Regions from separate parts of the Mus musculus genome. Here regions 1 and 2 are each linked to region 3. The links are chromatin loops, found by intact Hi-C in ENCODE. Cell type or tissue: heart. All regions are shown on one strand.

Region 1 (8,000 bases), 330 kb before region 3:
TAAGCACTCTAACACGTGGGTCTGAGTACTGGCACTGAGCCATGGACACAAAGGAAAATAAAAACATCTTAGTAAGCCCCTCCAACTTTTACATGACTACCCCTGATTCCAAGTTTATATTATTCTCACTTTGGCATGGTAAACTGTCTTTTCTCTCTTCCAAGAACTGAGAAAGTGATAGAAGAGGGAAGACATGCATCTGTGAATTCTCATGAGGAATCTTGTTTGTTCTGAGAGAGGGTCTCACATTGAACCCAGAACTGTCTAGAATCACCTAGATGAGTTGTGGCAATCCTCCTGCTTCAGCCTCTTATGCACCGGGGTTAAGATTTGTGCCACACTACCCCTTGTGACTCCTATTTGTCTTCTAAAAAGTCGTTCTTAAACTCTAGTGTGGTAACATTGGCTCTTGCATTAGTTTTCTAGAGTCACAGAACTTATGGGTAGTCTCTATATAGTAAAGGAGTTTGTTGATGACTTACAGTCTACAGTCCAACTCCTAACAACGGTCAGCAGCAGCTGTGAATGGAAGTCCAAGGATCTAGCAGTTGCTCAGTCCCACAAGGCAAGCAGGCAAGGAGAGTCTTCTTCCAATGTCCTTCTGTAGGTCTTCAGCAGAAGGTGTAGCCCAGATTAAAGGTGTGTGCCACCTCACCTTTAATCCCAGATGACCTTGAATTCTCCCTGTTTTAATCTCCTGGAATTCATAGCCACTATGCCTCAAGCTCTCCATATCAAGATCCAGGTCAGAAACTTCTATCTCTCAGCCTCCAGATTAGGATCACTGGTGAGCCTTCCAGTTCTGGATTGTAGTTCATTACAGATATAGTCAAGTTGACAACCAGAGATAGCCACTACAGCTATGTAAGAGGTCCTTTATTTGGAAATCCTCCTGCCCCTGCACAGTGAGATAGCTTTCTCTGGGGACTCTGTTCCTTGATTTTATCTTTCTACCAATTTTCCTGGTCAGTTGGCTCCATATTGAGAACAATTAACGGATGCTAAGCTGTGTAAGGGTAGTGGAGGAGGCTGACATTAATGAAGGCTTGGGTCAGAAGGGCTCAAGGCTCAACTCCTGTTCCCTGGTCTCTCTGTCATTTGACAGGAGCCTCTAAAAACCCTCCTAGCTCCCTGGCCACTGGACCTGTATCTCCTTTACTCCTTCCCCCTTTGCAAGTGTGAAGCTGACCTTACTCTGTTATTTTTTTGTTTGTTTGTTTGTTTGTTTGTTTTTGGTTTTTCGAGACAGGGTTTCTCTGTGTAGCCCTGGCTGTCCTGGAACTCACTCTGTAGACCAGGCTGTTCTTGAACTTAGAAGTCCTCCTGCTTCTGCCTCCCAAGCGCTGGGATTAAAGGCGTGCGCCACCACTGCCTAGCTGTCCATGCTCTGTATCAATCCTTTTACCCTGCAATCAGCTACCAGTCCCTTATCTGATGGCTCCTCAGTCACCAAGTCTTGATGCATTCACTTGGTTGCCTCTCTCCAAAGCCCTGAAACATCCAAGCCCAAATCTAGCAGCTTGCTCTCCTGTAAACCTTACACCTCTGCTGTGTTTCCAATAGCAAAGCTGAAGGGCTTCTGCGGAAACGGGCCCACAGCACAGAATAAGTACACTTAGAGAGAGGCCATGCCAGCAAAGGGATCATTTAGAAATATTTTCGAGGTCAAGAGGCTCTACATCTGTGCTTATTTGCATGGGGACATTTTTGTTGCTTGGACAAGTAGCTTCATTCTAGAAATCTGACTTTCAAACTAGACTCTAATGTTGACAGAGTCCTCTCATCCCTAGGCGTAACAAAAAAGGGTGTGGAAGAGACAAAACCACTTTGTGAATAGAAAGAAAGGTGCTGGGTGGAACGCTAAGCCACGCATGGACTTCTAAGCTCCCTCCTGCTATAACCTTTGCAAGATCCTAGGGATCCTAAAACTCGGGTACCACAAGGATGTGAAAATAAGTGCTAAGCAATCAAGAAGCACATCCATTGGCTGCTCGCAGGAAGCTTACTTCATTAGCGGCAGACTGTTGTGTGCAGGCGCTGAGCCTGATTTTATTAGCCCCGTGCAACATGTTCTTTGGAAGGTTACTCTTTCTTCCTCCCAGCTGGCAAGGATGCTGACTGAATTCTGCTGAGGGCTTAACACTTCACATACCAGGGCTCGTCACCCACTAGGCTGTTTCTAGGATGTAACACTGGCATGTTCCAAAGCCCTTGGAAGAAGGAACAGAGAGCCTCTGGGAGCTTGCAGGGTGCTGTCCTCTAAACACACTGGTCACCCCCTTTCCTTTTCATCCATCCTTTGATGGAGTTTTATGACCCACAGACAGCATATATCAGTGGTATGGTTTTATGCTTCCCCAAATCCTAAGATATCTGATAAAAATGAGAGACAACTGGCTTATAGTCATTTCCTGGTTAACAACACACACACAGTCTTCAGGGCAGGAACAACTGAAGAGGTGAAGCAAAGAGTGCATCCGCCACCATTGTGAGATGCTCTTCATGGCTCCGAATCAGACCTATAGTGCAGAGCTTGGCTGGAATAGTTGGGACAGCTGTCTCTCCTTTCAAGTGAGAATCCTAGCTCCCACTGACTATCCCATGGACAGGGGAGGTCTGATGTCTCAGACCCACTTGTGCTGGGTCCACAGCCCTTGTTGCTGTGAGACAGGACAGAAAGATGAGGACAATTATGAGGATGCAGGAAAGAAAGGAAGCCTTGGAGTCTGGCTGAAGTCTCTTGCCAGCTGAGAGTTCAGAACCACAACACGATGAGCATTTACTGTGAAGACTGCCTACATATGCCAGACCATATTCCTTTTACGTGGAAATATCCCTTCCCTGCTTGTGACCTGTGGTTTTTATCAGCCTGCATGCCTATCTACACTACATGCCTATACACTACAGCAAACACCCTATGGTACCATTTATAAAACACTGCTAGAATTCTTGACTAGCAGGTAAGAGACCATTGCTTGGATTCCTGCCATTTAAAAACTGGACACGATAGGGCACATATACAATCTGAGAACACGGACAAGTTTAAGGCTATTCTTGGCTACACAGTGAGTCCAAGGCTAGCCTTGGGATTCATTAAACTCTGCCTCAGAAAAAAAACAAAACAAAACAACCACATTCTGTATGGTAGTTACTAAAGTATTTGAGCGCAATGTTCTTTTGAGGAGCCCACATCCATACTAGAGTGTGAACTTCTCCTCTCCTATGCACTTTTCTCCATGAGCACCATGTTGAATCTGACCTGTCTTGAAAGATGCTTCCGAGGCATTGTCAAGAATGCAGGTTTCACACAAGTGCAGGTCTCCAAAAGAACCATAGGGGGCAGTGTGGAGCTGCAATAGTCTCTGCCCCCCCCCCCCCTTCCCTATATTCCCTGTGGCTAACATCATTGAGGAACAGGGGTCCGAAGCTGAATGAAATCAGGTAAGGACTTCATCTTTGTGCCCATCAGACATTAGCTTTCCTCTCTAGAATCTTCACAAGCCTCTATAAGATTTCTGTGGTCATCAACTGGGGAAGATGGTTTTAGCCCAGTCTGAATGCAAATTTAGAATTAAAAAAAAAAAAAAGAACAAACAAAGCTAGCTGCTAAAATAATCCTTTGTAGTTTAAACATCTATAGATCATACACATGCATGCCCTGGCATCAAAGGGAGCTAGGACTCTCTTGCCACAGAAATCAAAATCCACAGTGCTCAAATCTTTTACAGAAGGTGGTAAGGTGCTTATATAACCATGCAACCTCCCTATAATTATAGTCATCTGTAGATTACTTATAACATTTAATACAGTATAAATGCTATGAAAACAGCTGTTATATTAATTACAGAATAACAAAAAAAATAGTCTATACATGCTCAGTGCAGATGCAAGCTTTGAAGAAAGAAAAGTTCTAACAGTAGCCTGTTGAATTTCTAGATGTGGCGTTTGCAGATACAGAACATGAGGACATAGAGGGTCCAGTATATACACATATCTATCTATGTGCATGTGTGTACATATCTAAGCATACATATTATCTATTCATATTCATACTGCAGACACAGGCATATGTGTATACCACAAAAGAATGAGACACTATCATGAAGTAGACCACTGTGTTGCATGTGTGCACATATCTAAACATACACATTACATATGCATATACACATTGCATACACAGACACACATGTATACCACAGAAGATTGAGACATTATCATGAACCAGACTGGTGCTGGAGTTAAACTGCAGCAGAGTAACTCAGACCTTGGGTGTACATGGTTGCTTTAACACCAGAAACAAAACCACAAAAGACCTTCGATGCTGTCATATATGACAGCTGGCCAGAGGCTGCCCAAGAGAAGCATCAGGCTTCTTCCTGTTTCTGAACAGAGGTCTCAATGTTAAGGTAAGCATCTATCTATCTATCTATCTATCTATCTATCTATCTATCTATCTATCTATCTATCTATCTATCTTTCTATCTATTCATCCATCCATCCATCCCTCTATCATCCATTTATTATCTGTCTATCTATGATCTATGTATGTATGTATGTATGTATTTATGTATGTATGTATCTGTCTGTTTGTCTTTTTTTTTTCAAACATTGTCTAACTACCTACTGCAGGCTGGCCTCAAACTCAAAAGATTCACCTGCCTCTGCCTCTCTGGTACTATGATTAAAAACACACTACCACACTCAGCTACTTATTTATATTTTTTTAAAACAGAGTCTCAAGTAGGCCAGGCTGACCTTCAACTCTTGCTCTTCTTGCCTCCATCTCCAAAGTGTTGGGATTACAGGTCTGTGCTAGTGCTAAGCATTTTCCATACTAAGTTACTGTACTGTCCCTGCCCCCAGTGTCACCCTCCCATTGCTTCTTCTGTCCCCTTTATTTCCTAAGCCCTGGTTCTAAAAGAAGGACCAACAAGAAGTGGGGTGGGTTGGGGTTCTCCAGGTCATGGAGCCACATGTGATATTTTTGGGTTTTGCTCAAGTTCTGGAAGCAAAGGTAAGGAAAGTGAGACATTCTCTCTGCCATTGTTACAGAAAATTCTTGTGATTTTTTTTTTTTTTAACTTAAAGTAAAGAGACACTGGAGGGAGCCCTAAACACCTAGTAATGGAAACAGTGCTGGAAATATGTACTCAAAAGTCCAATACAGAAGTTACTGCTTTGGGGATGATGGGACAAACTATATCTTTTATTGGCCAGTTTGGATTCTAAACAGCAGGGCCAAGGGGATCAAGGTGAGTGTTATATGCAGGGTGTTGGGGGCAGGGAAGGGAGGGCAAATAAAACATCCTGACCTTGGTGTTCCTCAGCCCACAAAGGAAGCTGATTATTCTTGGCTCTCACATGACCTTTTCAAAACAGAACCTGGAACTTTCCTTGGAGAGCCACCATGGTTCTTTTAAGCAAGACGATTAGAGAGACAGAATAAAGAAACAAACATAGAACCAGACCAAGTGAACTTTGTTCTGGGCATGCCTGGTTTTTCCCATGTCACACTCAAAGGTGCTTTGCCCTCAGGGAAGGGTCAGCCTATCCTTCTTGTCCCAAAGTCACATCCATCATGCAGTCCAGATCCCTAAGTAGACACAGAAAGCTCTGAATGAGGAGACCTTATGACACATTGAGTTGTCGGGGGACATTTTAACCTTCTTGGGGGACTATCTAGCCCACTTCTGCTGCACTTTCAAGGATAAGACTCATTGGTACCGGGCAGAGCCCAGTCTCCCTTCATGCCAACAAAGGCTTGCTCTATTCAAGTTGGGTCCCAGCCCAGCTGTCAGGTGGGCAAGCAGTTTTCCATATAGGTTCCTTCCTTCCTTCTTAGCTCACCTCTCTCCTGTAGGAGTCTAGTTACAGCCAGGCATTATGGCTTGAGAGTTGTCTCCCTGCTTCCTGTTCCACTCTGATGCCAGGTGTCTTAGCTCTACAGCGCCACTACCTAGAGCACCCAGCCACCATGCTTCTCTGACTGCAATGGACAGAACTCCCTTTGGCTGTGAGTCAGAATAAAGCCCCCTCCCTTCCCTTAAGTTGCTTCTTGTCAGGTACTTGGTCATGGTGATGAGAAAAGTAATGAATATAGGACAAAACCTTTAATTTTCCAGTCTACTTGCTTCAGTTCCACTCAGTAACTTCCTTGAAGTTCACTATGTACCGGGTGATAGAGGTGGTCTAGGTTACAATGTTATAATGCAAAACTTGATGAAAGCCATGATCTATGTCACAATGTTACAACGCAAAACTTCCATGCTGGTAATTCAGGAAGCTTCCATCTCAGAAACAAAGACTCTTTTTGTTACTCAATCTGTACTCCTTGAGCTAGCTGGTCCTTGAATTTACAGAGTCTCCTGTCTCTGCCCTTCATTCCTCCATGGGACTGCTGGGATTATAGATGCTTACACAGACTACTGTATTAGGCCTTTACATGGGTCTTGGGGATCCAAATTCAGGCTGTCAGGCTTGTAAGACAAATGTCTTATCCACTGAGCCATTTCCTCGGTCCTGGACTTCTTTTCTTCTTGTAGAAAGCCCACAGTATACTTGATGCTTGGTCTTGGCTGATACTCAGGACTGCTATGTGTAAAGTACAGCAAATGTCCATTATAGAGCTCATGAAACCATGATGTGAAAAAGGACGTGAGAGATAAGAAAGGTTGAAAGAGCTAAGTGGAAGAAGCGCAATCTTCTGACAGGGGAAGTATCTTCTCTGTCCTACGCTGCTTCGGGAGGTGACACCTACCAACCTAGGTCATAAGGACCTAGGAGGTCTGTCACATTTTGGGATCTGATAATTTTTACTACTCAGGGATGGAAGGGGTTAATTCTCTTACTGTAGTTAGCAACAGAGAAAAAGACAGGCCAATCAACAAAACTCATGGTGTCGCAGGGTAGAAACAGGAGCTGACAGGACCTTTCTGAAGGGGATCAGAGGACTTACAGAAATAAGTGACTTAGAGTCTCTTTCCAGTTAACTAGACTTTGAGCAATGGCTTCCCTAAAGCCTGCGTTCACAACCAATCACTTGACCTCTGGATCCAATTCATTATTAAAAATGGTAAGACTCCATCTTAAAAACCCTTTTCTGCAATAGAGGAAGATCCCAGAAAAGGGATTCAACTGTGAGGGAGAGACGCTGAGTTTATGATGTGTATTTTTTCACCTACTTTCATAATCGTCCCGTCCCATGGTTTTAATGAAGAGGAAATAAAAGACAATATGGCTAGATAATTAGTCTTGATTCTCACAGCTGGTGGGCAGCAGAAGTAGAGCATGAATCCAGAACGGTCAAATTCTAACATGCACTCTACCCCAATGGACGCTTACAGTGGTATACAAGTAGGTGCTTAATAACAAAAAACCTGGTAGCCAGGGATAGGGAGATGGCTCGGTGGGTAAGGCCTTGGCTGTTTAAGCATGCAGACCTGAGGTCAAAGGCCAAACACCCACAAGGAAAAGCCAGTGCAGGCCTGTAACTCCAGTACTGGAGGCACAGGGTAGGAAGCTCCTGGCAGCTCCTGGCAGCTCATTGGCAGCTCACTGGCAGCTCACTGGCAGCTCACTGGCAGCCAGATGAGCTGAAAGGCTGAGTTCCAGACTCAGTCAGAGACACTATCTCAACAATAGCGGTGGAGAAAGAGATGGAAGGAGGCATCTGATAGCAACCTGTGGCTACAGCAGATACATATTGTGAGGTTTAACCGACCAGATGAGCTCACGGTGAGCTTCATTCTTAACCTAGGTTGGTTAAATACCCCTTAGTCATTTATTATAATGGAAACAGTCATTGTCATCAAGAGGACTGATACTGGCTGCTTGGGAACACATGACTGTCACTTGCTTTGACATTTTCCAGGAGGAATGCAGTTCTGCTCTTGTATTTAACATTTGCATGATGAGACTCGCTGTTTATAGAATGGTGCTTGCATTTTCCCCTCCTGTGAAAAAAAGCTCTCTCTCTCTCTCTCTCTCTCTCTCTCTCTCTC
Region 2 (8,000 bases), 160 kb before region 3:
GCAGGTCTCCAACAAGCTGCACAGAGCTGTTTCCAACACAAGAGAAAGCATATCCCTGAATGCTATCAGTAGTGTTGTGAAATCCATGGTGGGAAAGAAGGCCCTATGGGAACTACGTGGGCTCCCAACACAGCATCGTGTTTGACTAAGTGGGGAGGTGCACGCCTCTGGGCCAGGACAGCAAAGAGACGCCGCTAGGTTCTGAGCTGTGCTAGATGTAGAATTGAGCAGCCAAGAGCCGAGTATGGAATGGCTGAACTTGGTAAAACATGCCATGGAGCTCGCTCAGCACAGGTTGTAGGGACTGGTAATCACTGTGGCATAGCTACAAGACGACCTTCCGATGACTCAGGCTACCTGGACCTCCATAGTTAGATGCTGTCACTTCCTTTTGTCTTGTTCTCCTTCCTCTCCTCTCCCTTAGCTTCTCCTCCTTTTCTCCGACCTCCCTTGATCTCTCTCTCTCTCTCTCTCTCTCTCTCTCTCTCTCTCTCTCAGTATCTCCTCTCCGGTTTCTCAGAACGAAACACTCGGATATTCAAAATAAATACATGCATTCCTTTAGCAGAGATAACTGCTCACTGCCTTGCTTCTCGGGTTCATTAGTCATTAAATGAGACATTGATGCCCGAGGAGAAGGTTAGCATTGAGCTGGGCTCAGTTATATAAATAGAAGTCCATGGTCCAGAGTACTTCTCTAGCGTGCAAGACAGCCCGAGTTCCATCCCCAGGATCATAGATATAAACTCTGCAAGGGGGCACACAGCAAGAATCCCAGCACCGGGCAAGCTCAAGGTTACCTTTTGGCTATGTAGCCTGGCCTAGGGATCCTGCCTCAAAATAAAATAAGAAAACAGAATAAAACCATGCATGGTGGTGTCTCTGCTCTCAACTGGCTACTCAGAGCAGATCTGAAAACAAAGCCTATGGTTACCTGAAAGGCCAGCAAAATGGAGCCCTGTGATAGTATCTGCTCACAAACCAGGTGGGAGGACCTCTACTTGCCATTTAGCTGCAAGGTTGTCCAGCAGAGAAACTGGCCTCTACTCTGGAGCCACACCTCCTTCTCTCTCTCCATTGCTGTGGAGACGAGGAAGAGGAGGTGTTGGTGTGTCGGCACAGCCATGGCAGAGCCATGCACAGGGACAGCTGCAGCGGAGGGGATCAGGCAAGGCCAAAGGTTCCTACGTGTCCACTCACCTAACAAGACTGTCCCCATTCTACCCAATCTCAAAGCCAAGGATACGTAACGCATTAGCACCCCACACTTCTCTAGCTTTCAACGGCCAGTCATCATTGTCTATAAGGTGCTAAGCTGTCAGTCTCACCAATCACTCAGCAGGAGGCTGCACAGAGAGGATGGATCAAGGCAGACATGAAAGGCCTCACGGTTAGTTGATATAGAAAGAAATATGTTTTGACATCGAGGAGACCCAGCACTCTGAAGGCTTCTATGTGAAGCTCCCCATGGCCATTTCTTATGTTAGAAACGAACCGTGGGTCTAAAGGGCTAGCTCAGTTGGTAGCCTGTTTGCTAGGCTACCAACAACAAGAACACCACTTTGATCTCCAGCACGAACATAAGAAACTGGACATGCTGACACATATGCTGGGGTAGCAGAGAAAGTCCTGAGCTTCAGCCGGGCCCAGGGACCAATGAGAGACTCCATCTCAAAACACAAGTCATACAGACTCTGAGGACCAACACCTGAGGTGCATCTTTGGCCTACACACACACACACACACACACACACACACACACACACACACACACCCCACACAAACACACAAGCTTAATTGGTAAAGGACAGCTGATGTCTTTTAATAATAAACAAAACAGCTGTCACACTGAAAGATGGTATTATTTCTAAGTATTAGCATGTCCAGATATGGACTCTTCTCTTTCTCAGTGACATTTCACAGGGGGGCACACTTTGGGGAAATCACTAAAATGACAGTGTTCATTGCTAAATGTCACTGGAGTAGTAAATAAATCTATTCACTTTTAGGAAACTTTAGCAGAGCAGGATAATAACATGTCTGTAATCCCCTCCTCCTGAGGCAGGGGGATCACTAAGAGTTTAAAGGGCACTAGAAGATGTGTATTAAGACCCTGTCTCAAAAGCAAAACAACTTTCAAGATGAATATCACGCCATACCTGGACATCTTGAATGTAATGGTATGATTTTTTTTTCCTTATGAAACTGTAGTAAATGAATCATGGTTATTTTCTACCAATAACCGAGGTCAATAGGACTGGAAAGGTAGCCCAGTTTGTAAAATACTTGCCTTGCAAGCATGAGGTTCTGAGTTCCATCTCCAGAGCCCAAGCTTAAAACATGCCTTTAGAGCCAGCTGGGATGGTGCTCTTATTAACCCTAACACTGGGGCACCTTGAAGGTTAACCAGCATAGACTGGTGGCAGGTTTCCAAGCCACATAGAGACATTGCCTCAAAAAGTAAAGTGGAGGGTGTCCTGAGGGATGCTTCTTGAAGTTGAACTTTGGCCTCCACACATATGCACACACACACACACACACACACAGAGGCATGTGCACAAATACTAACGACATACTTGAACCTCCTTTCATAGCCCTGAACGACACATGCCGTGTGCTATCGGCAACACATCTTAGGAAGCCAGCTGACCCTTCCTATCTGGTCTCCATTCTGCCTGGGTCAATGGCAGCCACAAAGAATGCAGTGCCATTTTCATATCTAAGCAAAACCACACAAAAAAACAAAAGGCATCTTACAGTAATCCCCCAACGTCAAAGGAAGTGATTCTAGAGTATCCACACCGCTGATTACATTAACACAGATAATTAAAAGTTGCCCGTCTAATAATATTAGGCAGCAGACACAACTTTTAGAAAATGTCTCCCTGGTATTAGCTATGCAAAAAAAAAAAAAAAAAAAAAAAAATCCCCGGGTGAATGTTCCTCACTAATCAAATCCATCTCCTCTTAAGAGTGGGTATAATAAATGGGTAGCCTAGAAGGAAGGCTTTGAACAGAATGTCTCACTATTGTCTGATTATTCTAAATTTAAAACTCCCAACAAAGGCAGGGATTATTCTCCTGGAGGTTCAAGATTCATGAGAGTTTGCTAATGAAGTTCCTTTAGGAGAGCAAATCAAAAAATTGCTATCTGCAAGCCGCCAGTGTTTTATGCTTGGGTGGTGTTTTTTAAAATCAAAGTCACTATTCATTCAACAACAAATGTTTGTCTGGAGTAAATGAATGAGAGTAATGGCCTCGAAGCACTTCACAAGCTTAATCACCTCTAAGCTACGACTCAAGAAACAGCTTCTATCCAGCCTGAATGCACATGCCAATCAGAGTGACATGGCAGCCGTCCTGCGGAGGGCTGAAGTGAGTGAGGCCCGGAGACCACAGCATACCTTTTGCTGCTTATAAAATGACTCATCTTGGGGATGGATCTATCGGCCCCTGTATTTGCCTTTCTGTGATGTCTCCATACAATCTGGAAAGCTGAAAATTTCAGGGCAGACGAGATAAGATTCAGAACATCAGACAAAGTGAGGGGAGTTGCTGAGATCACAAAAGGGGTAAAATCCTTCCACCTTGATACTAAACGGAATGTTAATATATCACCCCTAGGGGGAACAGAGAGCAAAAGACTCACGCCGAATCTTTCTGATACCACAGTAAGAGAGACATGTGCCTTTAGGACACAGGACAGGGGGTAGGGCAAGACTCCCTGAGGCTTCTGGCTTATTCCTATTCTTCCAATAACATTGATGAAAACCATCCTTTTACCCTCATTCCGACCTTAGACCAGGACGCAACCAGAGAACTGGCCAGTTACTTAACGCCCACCTGTTTGCAACTCACAGGCAATGCTAGTTAAAAAAAAAAAAAAAAAAAAAAAAGCTTTTTGATTTGTTTTTGTTTGTTTGTTTGTTTGTTTTATTTTGTTTGCAAGTGGAATCTACTCGCCGAGTAGCAGGTCCTCATGCATTTCAGGGATCTCGGACATCTTACAGCTTTCCCCAATCCATGCCAAGGGAATTAAGGCCCTGTTACCCCCACAGAGAAATGCCTTCCGTGTGCTCAGCGTAAGGCAAAGTGCAACGCACCTCCCACAGGTCTATTTTGGCCCCAGTGGATGGATGGGCACCCTCTATTTTATGCAGACTAAAGGGGAAAGTGAAGTTTACCTTGGAGAACGTCTCCCTTTCCCCAACGGGGCCCCCTAAAGCCCCTGAGGTCTCCCTTTCCTAATTCCTCTCCACCGCGAGGGTCCTCCCAAGCCATTAACAGTCTTGAATCACCCTATTGTCTTCTTAGGAATACACTTCACTCATTGTTTGCCTCCTTAAAAAGAAAAAAAAAAAAGCTACTTTTAAACCCTTTAATTTTTAAAGCAACGCATCAAAAGCTTTCCTTTCCTTTCTGGCATCAGGCAGCAGTGGATGTTCTGAATGGGTAAACAGTTCCTACTTTCAAAAGGCCTGTTTCAGTGCGTGTTAAAGCCTGCCTTCTGGACGGAGATGCTTTGAAATCACCAACCAGGTTCATGTTCCAGACAGCGCCTGAGCGTGCGTTACTCACTTACAAATTAGAAGAGGCGAGGATGTGGTGCGGTGTCGTCAGTGTACCCGTTAGGAGATAATGATACATCCTGGCCGGCCACATCATCTTAAGGACCACTCTCGGGACGCGGAAGAGCCCGAGTGCAGGGAATCACAGCAGCCGAGGGAATAGACTGACCACTTCTGCTAAGGCTCTGCACCCCCCTCCCACCCCCAGAATCAAATCTAGTTCAAGAGGGACAACCCTATTATAGCAGTTCTGGAATGCCTGCGAGCTGGGGTCCACCCCGTAGCCATGCGCCCCCTACAGGCAGCTCTGAGTATTGTTCTCCTGCTAAATCCTACCTAAAACCCTAATTCTGTCTTTCTCCTCTCTCTTCTCCTTGCAATCCATTGCCTAAGGATAGATAGTTCAACAGTACAGATATAGTGCCATCCATTCATCCCAGAACACAGTTTGAGCCAGCTACAAATTTTCAAGTCAGAACTGCTAACGATTCCCTAGGTAGAGTATACAAAGCCTTAATTAACACTGACTGCCCGAGAGTGGTAGAAAACATAATCCCTTGATCATGGATGGCATCCCTGCCCCCTGCCTGCCAGGTAAGTAAGGGAAGACAGGTGTTGAAGCAAGCAGGTAACCAAGGAGGGAGAGAAACACACAGCTCCCTCAGTCCCCACCATAAGAAGGGTAGTTTGCAAAAACCTACAGCTGACCCAGGCTTCATTCAAAGGTCCAATTTTCAAAACCAAGTATAAATGAGCCAGGAATGGTGGCTCACATCAGTGATCCAGACACTCTGCAAGCCCAAGTAGGAAGAAGATCAATTTGAGTTTCGGGTCAGCCTGGACTGCATAGTGAGATTCAAGTCAGCCTGGGCTAGAGTGAGACCCTACCTCAAAAAAAGGCTTCACCCCTCTAAAACATCAAATATATGTGCTATGGCTAAAGTTTAGATAGGTGGGGGGCATGGAGGATTGGGGGTGGGAATTAAAGGTATAGGTGAGGATATGAGCAACCAGTCAGGAGGTAGAACGAGTTAGAGTAACCAGAGTATTAAGTAGAATAAAGAGGTAGCTTGGTGGGGAAAGGGGATGTGGGGACCTAGAGGCGAGATTCAGTGAAGGCAGGCCTGGAAAGATGGCTCAGCAGGCAACGGTGGTTACCATTCACCCCAATGAACACCTTGATCACTTGGAACCCACATAGTAGGAGAGAACCAGTTTCCACAAGTTCTTCCCCTCTCCCCATGCCCCATCGCACATGCTTGCCTGCTTCCACACAAGATAAATACATCCTAAGTCTTTAGAAAAGGATTTATAAGGACCTTGCCCCCCCCAGAGAGTATCTCTGGATCACAGCAGGAGGTGGCATGGAGGACAGAGAACCCAGTTCTACAAACCCCCTACCTCTCTCAAGATTTTCCAGGTTGGCACCAAGAGGACAGTCCCACCTGGAAGAGCGGAGGTACGGTGGGATGGATGGCACATGAAACTTGATCTCTTAGGCTAGAAACTTGTAAAGGGGGGGTTCTCATAAGGTCCCCTGCCCAGGTCTGAGCATGGGGAGGTGGCAATGGGGACCTGATACAAGCTATTCCCTAGACCCCCTTCAAAGGCTAGGGGGGGCCACTCAATGCATATGAAAGACCCAGGGTTGAATCCTGCACCAAAGATCAAATATCAAAGCAATGCCAGCAAAGTCTAACAGCAGTCAGAGGAGCCTCGCCATTTTGCATCCAGCATCTCAAACACCTATCACTGTGCCCTCCTACCCCAGCAACCGTGTTCACCTGCCAGAAGCCAACTCTTGAAGTACAGTAATGTACCAGTCGGGAACAAGGAGACCTTCAAACAAGAGTACTCTTGTTTGTACAAACCATGGCCTTCATCTGTAATGACTTTTCCCCTCATCTGTCACATCCAGCTACTAAACAGTAGCTCACCTGGCTAGTCCCAGGCATGCAGCTCACACTGCCTATTTCTGGATCATGTGCACTGGCCGGAGGCTCCCAGCCTCCTGGTGTGTAGATAACAGCCCTTCAACGGACGGACGATGGCAATATTATTGACATCTACATCTGTCACCTACCCCAGTCCTTCTTAGTTCAAATTCTGCTTTCTATTTTGGTTCGCTGAGACAGAGTCTCCTATAATCTAGACTGGTCTCAGTCTTGCTATATATCTGAAGAAGAACTCCACGTCCGATCCTCCTCCTTCCACTTCCTACGGGCAGGGATTGCAGTGCCTCACTCCTCCTGGCTAGGGAGCGTCTGCCCCACGAGGGCTGCTCTGCACAACCCTGGCAGCCCTGTCTCTGCTCCAGACCCATCCTGACTTTCTAAACAGCGGCACCCCTCCCCCACTTACACAAACACGCAACGGACACCACGTTCTCTACAGCATCTCTTCTTCTAAGTCACTTTTATTAACAACAACTGCCCCTCGACCAGTGAGAAGAGAAAACACCAGACACTGAATATGCCTTGACTGGGTTCGTTAAGCCTATGACCCTCCCACTGCCTGCCCGCACTTGACCTCCGTCTTGTTTTGTCATTTGACTGCATTGTGTTCGGACCTGAAGAGAGTTGTTTTGTTCACTCTTACTCAAAGACATGTGATGCTATTGTTCTTTGTCTCCTTTAAAAAAAAAAAAATCTGCTGGCATTCTTGCCATCCCCAGTAAGACAAGGGCCTTCGAGGTTTGCTGAGGCTTCTGGGCTGAAGCAATTATCTGCTGAACAACCAGAACCCAGCTGTAAAGGCCAAGAGGAAAAGTGCAAAGGGTGGCTCAGGCCACGCTTTGAATCGTAAACATTATTGCGGGCAGAGTGGGTTGCTGCTGGCTGGTATGTTTTCCCGCACCTAATTGGGCCGGGTGGCACGGCACTCCTGGGGACCATTACAGAGATACAAGTGTGGCTTCCGTGCATAAAAGTTGTGTGTCTGGCAATCTGGGCACAGGCTTACTTTCTACAGACTGCTTTCTATGCTAAATGTTCTGCAGGAGTTCATGATTCCAGAGGATTGCATCAATGGTTCAGGGGATCTGAAAGCCTCTCTGGTTGTGTTTTATGAACGCCTAGCTCTGAGCTTCGAGTGCAGCTTCTATGAATACTTCAGAACCCCAGGAATATGACTAGGGCCCAGACCTCTTAACCTGAAGCTATTTTGTTACATAGCCCAGAGAAATAATCACACAGAAGACAAGACCAGAAACACGATACTTGATTCTCTATCTCAGGAAGGAGAATAACAGAGTAATCGCAGTGTGGAAGAGTGTAGGCTGGAGGGGCAGGGGTCTAGAGCGAGGCGCAGACTGGGAAGCAAGAGGAAGTCTGGGTCACCAGCATTTAAGTGGCTCAAGTTTCAGAATCAAGCCTGTGTACTGGGACTACCAGGTACGATGAAGGAAGTCTCTTTAGATGGTAGGGCCGTGTG
Region 3 (8,000 bases):
TCGAAGCCCCATTCAGTGTCTCCTGACTGAAAGAAGACAGCAATTGAAACAGTGAAGTCTCTCCCCTCCCGGTTCGGGGCAGCTCAAATACTGTGCATAAAACACTTGGAGTAGTTCAGGCAAACCCACCTGAATGGGCCAAGGAACACTGTCTGTAGCCATGGCAACCTGATCTAATTACATGAGTGATCAGGGCTGGAGTAAGTGTACAGAAAACTAACACCACAGACAGTATCTATGATGAGAGAGGCAGACAGGCAGGAGGCTTCTCAGCCTCAGCTTTATGTGGAAGGTGGCGTTCAAGCCAATTTATTTGCAAAGCTGCTAAAATATTGACTGATGCGTGGCCAGTTAGAGGACAATCAGAGGAGATTAAATGCCACAGCTAAGCTGTTATGGTGCAATCCCTTTCCAAGAGTTCTTGCGCATGTTTTTTCTTCTCTCTGGTGGCTACCTCTAGCTTCCCCTGGCATAAGCTTCATTCAAAAATAAAATAAAAATAAAAACCCTCGGCTATCAAACTGTCTTAGCTACCCACCCACCATCAGTAAACCAGAGGGTAGGCTTAACCCAGGCTTCTAGGAATGGCAGGGCTCTTCATAAAGCTGGACACGGTTTAGCAAACACTATTGCAAAAAAGTAACCAGCTGCGCCTAAAAATACCCAGCATGTAACTACCTTGTTGCCTACGATCTATAGCAGTGCTGTTTAAATATTAAGAAGAGCTCGCATTATAAAACAGAAATGTCACTGAGATGACACTACTAGGTTGCTACAGGGAAACATAGGGCATACACACATTCCCCTGCATACCAGGCAGAATGTGAGGTGAGAACTCTAAAGCATTACTTTTTATTCTGTAGGTGGTGTGGGGTCTTCTAATTTTACTAATTGTATCCTGTGGCTCTCTCTCTGACAAACTAAGAAACCTCTTCGGGGACAGAACCAGTTTGGAGGAGTTCCTACTGCACAACATACGGTAAACAAAATAAAAATAGCTTGCCTTTCTTGTTAGCCACATAGCGCATTATATAACCAGCTTCCGACTGGCTTCTTTTTTTTTTTTTCCGCCCTTACTACTCTTCAGCAATTTCCCAACCTTCCCCAAGTATTTATATTGCCCTCTTATCTGTAGGATTATACAGCAAGAAAGCAAAACAAAACAGGACAGCCACGGGATCGAACTAAACCCCATCCTCTTACCCCTGATCCTCCCCCCACCCCACCCCCCGCGCCCCTGGCAGAGTCTAGATACAGCACCCTACTTCCACCCCCCACCACTAAGGTCCTTGCTCAATCTCCCTAGAAAACCTGAATTGTTTCACCTCTTGCAGTCAGCTCTCTACGTGGTCTGAAATAAAATGAAAGCGCACAAGCCACAGAGTTGAAGGAGGCGGCTCAAGAGAGGTCGAAGCGCTGCAGAGTCAACCAAGGGACCACCGTGGACCCCCACCCCCACTCCCCGCTCCCCATCGCGATGGTCCTGGTCCCCGCCCGGCGCGCGAACACACGCACACACGCACCTACACACTCACACGCACTTACTCCCTCCTCTCCGACCCCGCCTCACCTCTCGCTCCGCCCGTCCGGCCCCTTCCCTGCCCCCTGCGGGACCGGCCTGCGCGCTCGGCTGCAACCACGTAGGAGGCGGCGGCGGTGGCGGCGGCAGCCCTGGCAGTGGCAGTGGCGGCGACTCGGGCCCCGAGTGAACGAGCCGCGGGGCTCCGGGGCACATCCCAATCCCCGCAGCGCCTCCTCCGCCGCCACCTCCTCCTTCCCCTCCTCCCGTCTTCATTCACCCTCTCTGCCGCCGCGCAGCAGAGCAGTCCCGGCGCAGGGCAGCGCCCGCAGCTCCTCCGCTACTGCTGCGGGCGCCGGCAGAGTCGCCGGGCCGGGCTGGGGCGCTCGCGGGCTCCCGGCTCCAGCTCCGGCGGTGGCGGCGGCGTCTGCTGCTGCTGCTCTGGATCAGGAAGCGGCCGCACCAACAGGGCGGCGGTGGCAGCTGCAGCTAGGGCCGGTCTTCTCCCGCTGCGCTGCGATGGCCCGCGCGCCCTTGCCTCCTGAGGCGCCACCTCTCCGCGCCCCTAGCCTCACGCAAAGTCCCCTCTTGGTCCCCTCGTAGCCCCGAGAGGCTGGCCTAGGCGGGGAGACCCCAAGCTCGGGGTTGCCTCTGTCAAGCTAGGCGACCCCGGGCGGGGAAGCCCAGCCCTCCCTCGAGCCCCCGCAGCGCTCACCGCCCCCACCCGGGAGGGGGGACTGGAGAGGAGCGAAGAGGGCAGCGCGACCCTCCGCGGCTGCCGCCTCCCCCTGCGCCACACGGAAGGAGGAGGACCGGGCTCTATCCGCTCGCCGCCGCCGGACCGGCAGCAGCCGAAACGGGGCGCCGCCGTTCTCCCCACCCGCGCCCCCCGCCCGGGCGCGCCCCCTCTCCTGGCGGCCGCCCACCCAGCCCCTATCTGCTGCCCTTGCTAGCCGCTCCTGCTCCCAGAGGGGGTCCCGAGCCGGGAGGCTGGAGCCGGGCACTAGTGTATGTACACACAGTCACACATACACTCGCGCGCGCGCCTGCACACACACACACACACACACACACACACACACCACGACGCGTCGGTTTCCTTCGCTCCTCTTCCAGCTGTTTTCCGTGCAGCCCATTGAGACTGGGGGAGGGGGGGTGTATGCTGGATGTTCTTTGGCCCCTCTCCGGAGAGAGCAGATTGGGGTGCGGGAGGGGGTGATTTTAATCTAAATCGGGGTGGAAGGGGGAGGGGGAGAGAAAGAATCAGAGGAGGAAAAAAAATAGCCACTTACTGTAAAGTGTAAATGGATCTGGGGTTGCGTGGGGAAGGGGTAACAGAGGGAGAGACACAGTGTCCTGCGGCTGCTGTAGCTCTAGCTGCGGCTCCACAGGGCTTGTTTTGGATCCCCCTGCAGTGAAACAGGTCCTGTACGGCTCCTCCACTGTAGTAGAAATGATGTCTGCGGTATACTCTGCTCTCTCCTCCTCCTCCTCCTCCTCCCCCCTCCCCTCCCTCCTCCCTCCGCCCGCCCTCCCTCCCTCGCGCTCTCTCTCGCGCTCGCTCGCTCGCTCCAGTATGTAAATGTGTAATAGAAGCCAAATATGGAGCAGTTGGCTGCCGCCGCCGCAGCTCAAGGATCCGACTTCATGGGGGGGGAGGGGGGGGGGAGGCACCCTCTGGCAGGCGGCCCGGCGAGCCGCACAGAGCACGGCGAGCGCACGGCGCGGCTGCCGGCCCGCGCCCTTAACCCTTCTATGCACCCGGGCTGGAGCGGCGCTCGCTCCAGGGGAGGCCGGGTTGTCTCTCCGCAACTGTGGCTCCGGATCCCCGACACCGACCGGAGGGGACTGTGCCTTCCAGGTTTGAGAAAGGGGCGGGGAAGTTGGGGCGATGAGGTCATTGGAGTGGTGACCGATCGGTGCTCGCGCGCCTCCCCGGCTCCCTGCAACCTAGTTGGAGGGGGACAGGGTGAGTGCAGGGTGCAACTCAGGCAACCTGGGAGACTCGCAGCGACGGGTGTCAGGATTTGGCTCCTACTTGGTAAAATACCCAAGGGGGCGGGGAAGTCGGCTGATTTCTAATTACGAAGTGCCCTTGGTGCCCCCCGGGTGAGCATCTAAAGAGGACTCATTGTATCCTTACTGTTAACCCTCCAACCCGCCAGCCCTGCGTCATCCGAGGCAAGGCCCGCGCCTGCTGCCTTGGCTTGCAACTCGGGAAAGTTCTCAGGCTTCCCCAGCTTGCACTGGCACCCTCACCTTTCCTGCCTGGACAAGCTGGCGACCTCCCGGTCCTCCTTTCAAATTCTGCTGGTCTCGAAATCTGCTGTGGGCATGGAACGCCTCAGCTCTAGCTAGCCCTGGTAACCGACCTCACTCACTCCTCAGGGCTAACTGTGGATCATTCATTTCATCGCAAGCGAGGTAACCTGTGCACTGAGCAGTCAGTCGATGGTGGTTCTCGGGGAAACCAAGCGAAGGAACGCTCCCCCACCCACCTTGTCCCGGTGGCTAAACGCAGACGTGGACTCCCCACCCGGCCCCCTCCGGCTACACCTCAGCCAAGCGTAAGCTCGAGGGAAGAACTCTTCTCTGGAGGCGTTCACCTTGCCAACAGGTGTGGCACCCGAAAGAAGAGCCATCACATCCCCACGAGGGTCGCTCAGTGCCGCGTTCTCTTTGCAGCAGAAAATTCTTGAAGACCAGTAGGTGTCAGGCCAGCATCTGACCTCTTTCAGGTGCTTAGAACTGAGAGTCTGGAAACTCGATCCCTTGGTCTCGCTGGAAGCCACTACTATTTATTGACTCTAAGCCGGATTTGAGAGACCTTTTGGCTCCGTTTACGTATGACCCAACAATTAGTCACTGTCTGAAGCAGCGTACAGAATCACCAAGAGAAACGTGTGCGCGTTTAAACTACTGTATTGTGGAGCCGGCACTTCAGAAGTTAAATTAAAAAAATAATAATAAAATAAAATAAAAGAGATGCAGTGGTGTGTGTGTGTGTGTGTGTGTGTGTGTGTGTGTGTGTGTGTGTGTTTGTGGTGTAGGACACATTATCTATTCTCAGGTTTTGAAATACCGTGCACACATCCACGGTTGCTTAAATAGAACTACAACTGTTCCCTCTCACCGCCCCCCCCCGCCCCCACTCCCTATAAACTGTGTTGTTCACTTGAGGATCCGCGATTATTAGACTTCATATGCTAAAGTGACATTGTTGGTCTCATTACAGCCTCTAGTGGACGGTTAACGTTGAGTTTCCTGTCGGGGCTCTGTCTAGTTTTGTTTTCCCTCCTGAGCTTTATCCAGGTGAAGGTTAACAGTTCAGAGCTTAACTGACTGGTGTCTTTTCGCTCCCTCTTGGTAAAGCTGTCTTTGAAATGGAGCAGACGCTCGCTGGCTGCCTGTGGGAAAGGCGTCTGCTTTGTGCTACAGGTATTGTTCCGGCTGGCCTGTGAAACCGACAAAGCTTCTGTTATTCGCTTCACTTGCAGACAGCTTTCATATAAAAAAAAAAACAAATTTAATCTAAAATATTTTTATAACAGAAAATATTGGTTGCCATGTTTTTGGCATAACTGAGATGTTTTTATTCCAGCTCATAATCTGTAAACTGTCCAATCCACCTCCACTCTATTTTTAGACATCTTATATTTAGAGAATTTTCAAGGGGAAAAAACCTCCTAATATTGTAATTATTACGTTGGTGCAAGCAGTTAATTTGCATTATTTTAACAACCTTAAACATATTAAAACACATAATTCATATTAGACGTAGTCGATTAATTTAAATGTTCCCTGAAGAAAGCTAAATATGTACATTATCCATACAGTAAAAATAATTAATAAGAAATGTGTTGTTTACTTTCCTAACCATTAAGATTAAAGCCATAAACACTCTCTCTCTCTCTCTCTCTCTCTCTCTCTCTCTCTCACACACATACACACACACACACACACACCTACAGCTATTGCTTCCTGCAAGTTCCAACACAAACATAATACTCATAGAGCAGTTTCCTTACTTGAGTACTGAGATGTTTCATTTCCTGAAGACAAAATGTCAAACGCACCATCTGAGAAGGAACAGGAGAGGCTCTCTAAAAGCAAAAGTTCTCATGGAAATAAAACCTCCATGGAAAAAGAACAAGGTTTTCAAGGTGGCAGCTATATAGCACTGGCCCCTACCCCCAAATCTGATATTATGTTTGTATAAGACTCGGTCGAGCTCTGTAGTGAAGCAAAATTGAGGAAGGAGGCCCTGCTGAACCTTGCTCCTGATGTGTGTTATGTATTATTTAATGTAAAAAGAAATGTTAGTACCTTCTATTTATTTTTTAAAGATATATATTAAAGATACATATATCTTAAATATATTAATACTTAAGATGTTTAATATATATTAAATATATTTAAAAATAAGGTACTAACCTGTGTGTGTGTGTGTGTGTGTGTGTGTGTGTGTGTGTGTGTGAGAGAGAGAGAGAGAGAGAGAGAGAGAGAGAGAGAGAGAGAGAGAGGAGGGTCCTCTTATCACTTTCTGATTATTCCTTTGAGACAAGGTCTCTACCTAAACTTAAAGGGTCATATTTTCTAGACTAGGCTGGAAATCAGCACACCTAGTCTTTGCCTCCTGTCTCTTCCCACTCCAAGTTGAGGTTACAGACCCATGGGATGCTCAGCTGTAAGCAGTGCTGAGGTCCACGCTCGGGACCTCCCTGTCTTACAACAAGTCTCAAGACGTGTCTCCCCCACCCCCCACCTTCTTTCTGTTTTGCTGATTTTTGTCTTGTCTACTCTTGAAAGGTCAAAATGGTCTAGCAACTATTTCTTAGGTCACAAGACTCTTCTGTCACACTTCTGCATTTGCAAGCATGATAGTTAATGCAGCCACAGCTGCTGCAGCACCACCATTCAGGGGATTTTAGCTTTTCTGAGTCAAGGATCCTACCCCACACTAGGCAGGTGGGGTCTGCCTTTGAACCAACTGCTGGGGACTGGCTCAACCCAGCATGAAGAACACTGGTCTGTTCTTTGGGGCGCTACCTCAGCACACTTGGCCCCACATACAGAATCTAATTCTCCAGTGAATTACCTTCATACTAATTAAATTTACCAATGGGAAAAAATTCACATTGCACTTGGACCTCTGTATTCTCAAATTTAATCAGCTTCTGGTAATACACACACACACACACACACACACACACACACACACACACACACACACATATATATATATATATATATATATATATATATATATACACACATATACATATGTGTGTGTGTGTATTCATCTGTACTGAATACCTGTAGACATTTCACTCGTCATTATTCTATGCACAATACAGAATGATGGATATTTCCGTTGCACTAGGTGTTATGAATAACCTCGAGATTACTGATAACTTAGAGTTATACTGTTAACTTAAATTACTTATAATGTAAAGCATGTAACAGGATGTGAGTACTCCATATCCAAACACTACACTTGTACAGTCTAAGATGTGGGTGTCTCAGGGGGACCCAAAAACTAGCCCTCATATTGAGGGGTGACCATATATACACATGAACGAAATAGTCCTCCATCCTTGAAGAGCCCTTTTTCACCAATTATGGAACCCCCTAGGACTGAGTGTGCTGGGGTCTTGGCTATGAATGTGTTCTCTGAGGCAGTAGAGGGAGCACAAGAGTGCTTAATACACCCAGTGTACACAGGGCCCTCGAAATTGTGACAGATTTTAAATTATAGTATATGTTTGCATTGGAAGTAGCCTGTTATGTCATTCAGAACCAAACAAAACAAAAAAAGCTAACAAACATTTACTGCCTACTAGATTACAGCAACTAAATAATTGAACAGATTGCAAATTACATAAAATAAAAGATACACTCATCTTGAGTTCTAGGCTTGCGTTCTTCCAGTGGACTTCGGAAGTCCTGCTCAGAAAAGATACCTTATTGCCTGAACGCACGGAAGCCGTTTTGATGCTCACACCACACTGGGTGTGTCCGCACACACCTGTAATCCCTGCAGGAGGATGGGGAAGTCCAAAGCATCTTTCCTGAACTGCTTAAAAGTTCAAGGCCAGCCTAAGATACACGAGAAGTTGTCTTAAATACTTCTCACCCACCCACCCCCCTCTCTCTCTCTCTCTCACACACACACACACACACACACGCACACGCACACGCACACGCACACGCACACACACACACACACACGCACACACACACATACACACACACACACCACAGAGGACTTCCTGGCCTGATGATATACCTCAGAGGTTAAAAAGTTTGTTATCAAGAATGGGGAATCAAGTTCAATTCCCAAATCCATGTGGTAAAGAACAGACCAACTCTGGCAAGTCATCCTCTGACCTCCAGAGTGCCCCCCTTACATACAACCACACAGTAAATAAATGAACATGGTAAAAACTTTGTCAATAAAAGGCCCGTGAAGTGTTAGTTT

The links. Peaks named below come from ENCODE experiments on the same cell type or tissue, not always from the same donor. Only the 100,000 strongest peaks of a DNase experiment are listed, where the experiment ranks them.
Region 1: it touches region 3 in a loop (3-fold over the local background); 9 of 42 quality-filtered maps call a loop at or near these places.
Region 2: it touches region 3 in a loop (2.1-fold over the local background); 5 of 42 quality-filtered maps call a loop at or near these places.

Annotation. Positions count from the first base shown.
Region 1 is chr13:45,629,010-45,637,009 of GRCm38, forward strand. The region is part of intron 6 of Atxn1 (ataxin 1); the gene reads right to left. Among named protein-coding and RNA genes, the nearest start is that of Gm34582, 110 kb to the left of the region's middle. In heart, CTCF peaks have their summits at 3,311 and 5,112; no DNase peak of the experiment used is centred here; H3K27ac peaks cover 320 bases.
Region 2 is chr13:45,803,108-45,811,107 of GRCm38, forward strand. The region is part of intron 3 of Atxn1 (ataxin 1); the gene reads right to left. Among named protein-coding and RNA genes, the nearest start is that of Atxn1, 160 kb to the right of the region's middle. In heart, a CTCF peak has its summit at 4,868 (motif pointing left); DNase peaks (open chromatin) are centred at 104 and 6,994; H3K4me3 peaks cover 982 bases; H3K27ac peaks cover 1,204 bases.
Region 3 is chr13:45,962,004-45,970,003 of GRCm38, forward strand. Atxn1 (ataxin 1) reads right to left here and starts at 2,988. Exons shown (of 8, transcript NM_009124.6): 1 at 2,812-2,988. 5033430I15Rik (RIKEN cDNA 5033430I15 gene) reads left to right here and starts at 3,221. Exons shown (of 2, transcript NR_167678.1): 1 at 3,221-3,380; 2 at 3,908-4,505. In heart, CTCF peaks have their summits at 1,670, 1,869, 4,225 (motif pointing right) and 4,777; DNase peaks (open chromatin) are centred at 1,618, 2,608, 3,118, 3,418 and 1 weaker place; H3K4me3 peaks cover 5,007 bases; H3K27ac peaks cover 4,304 bases.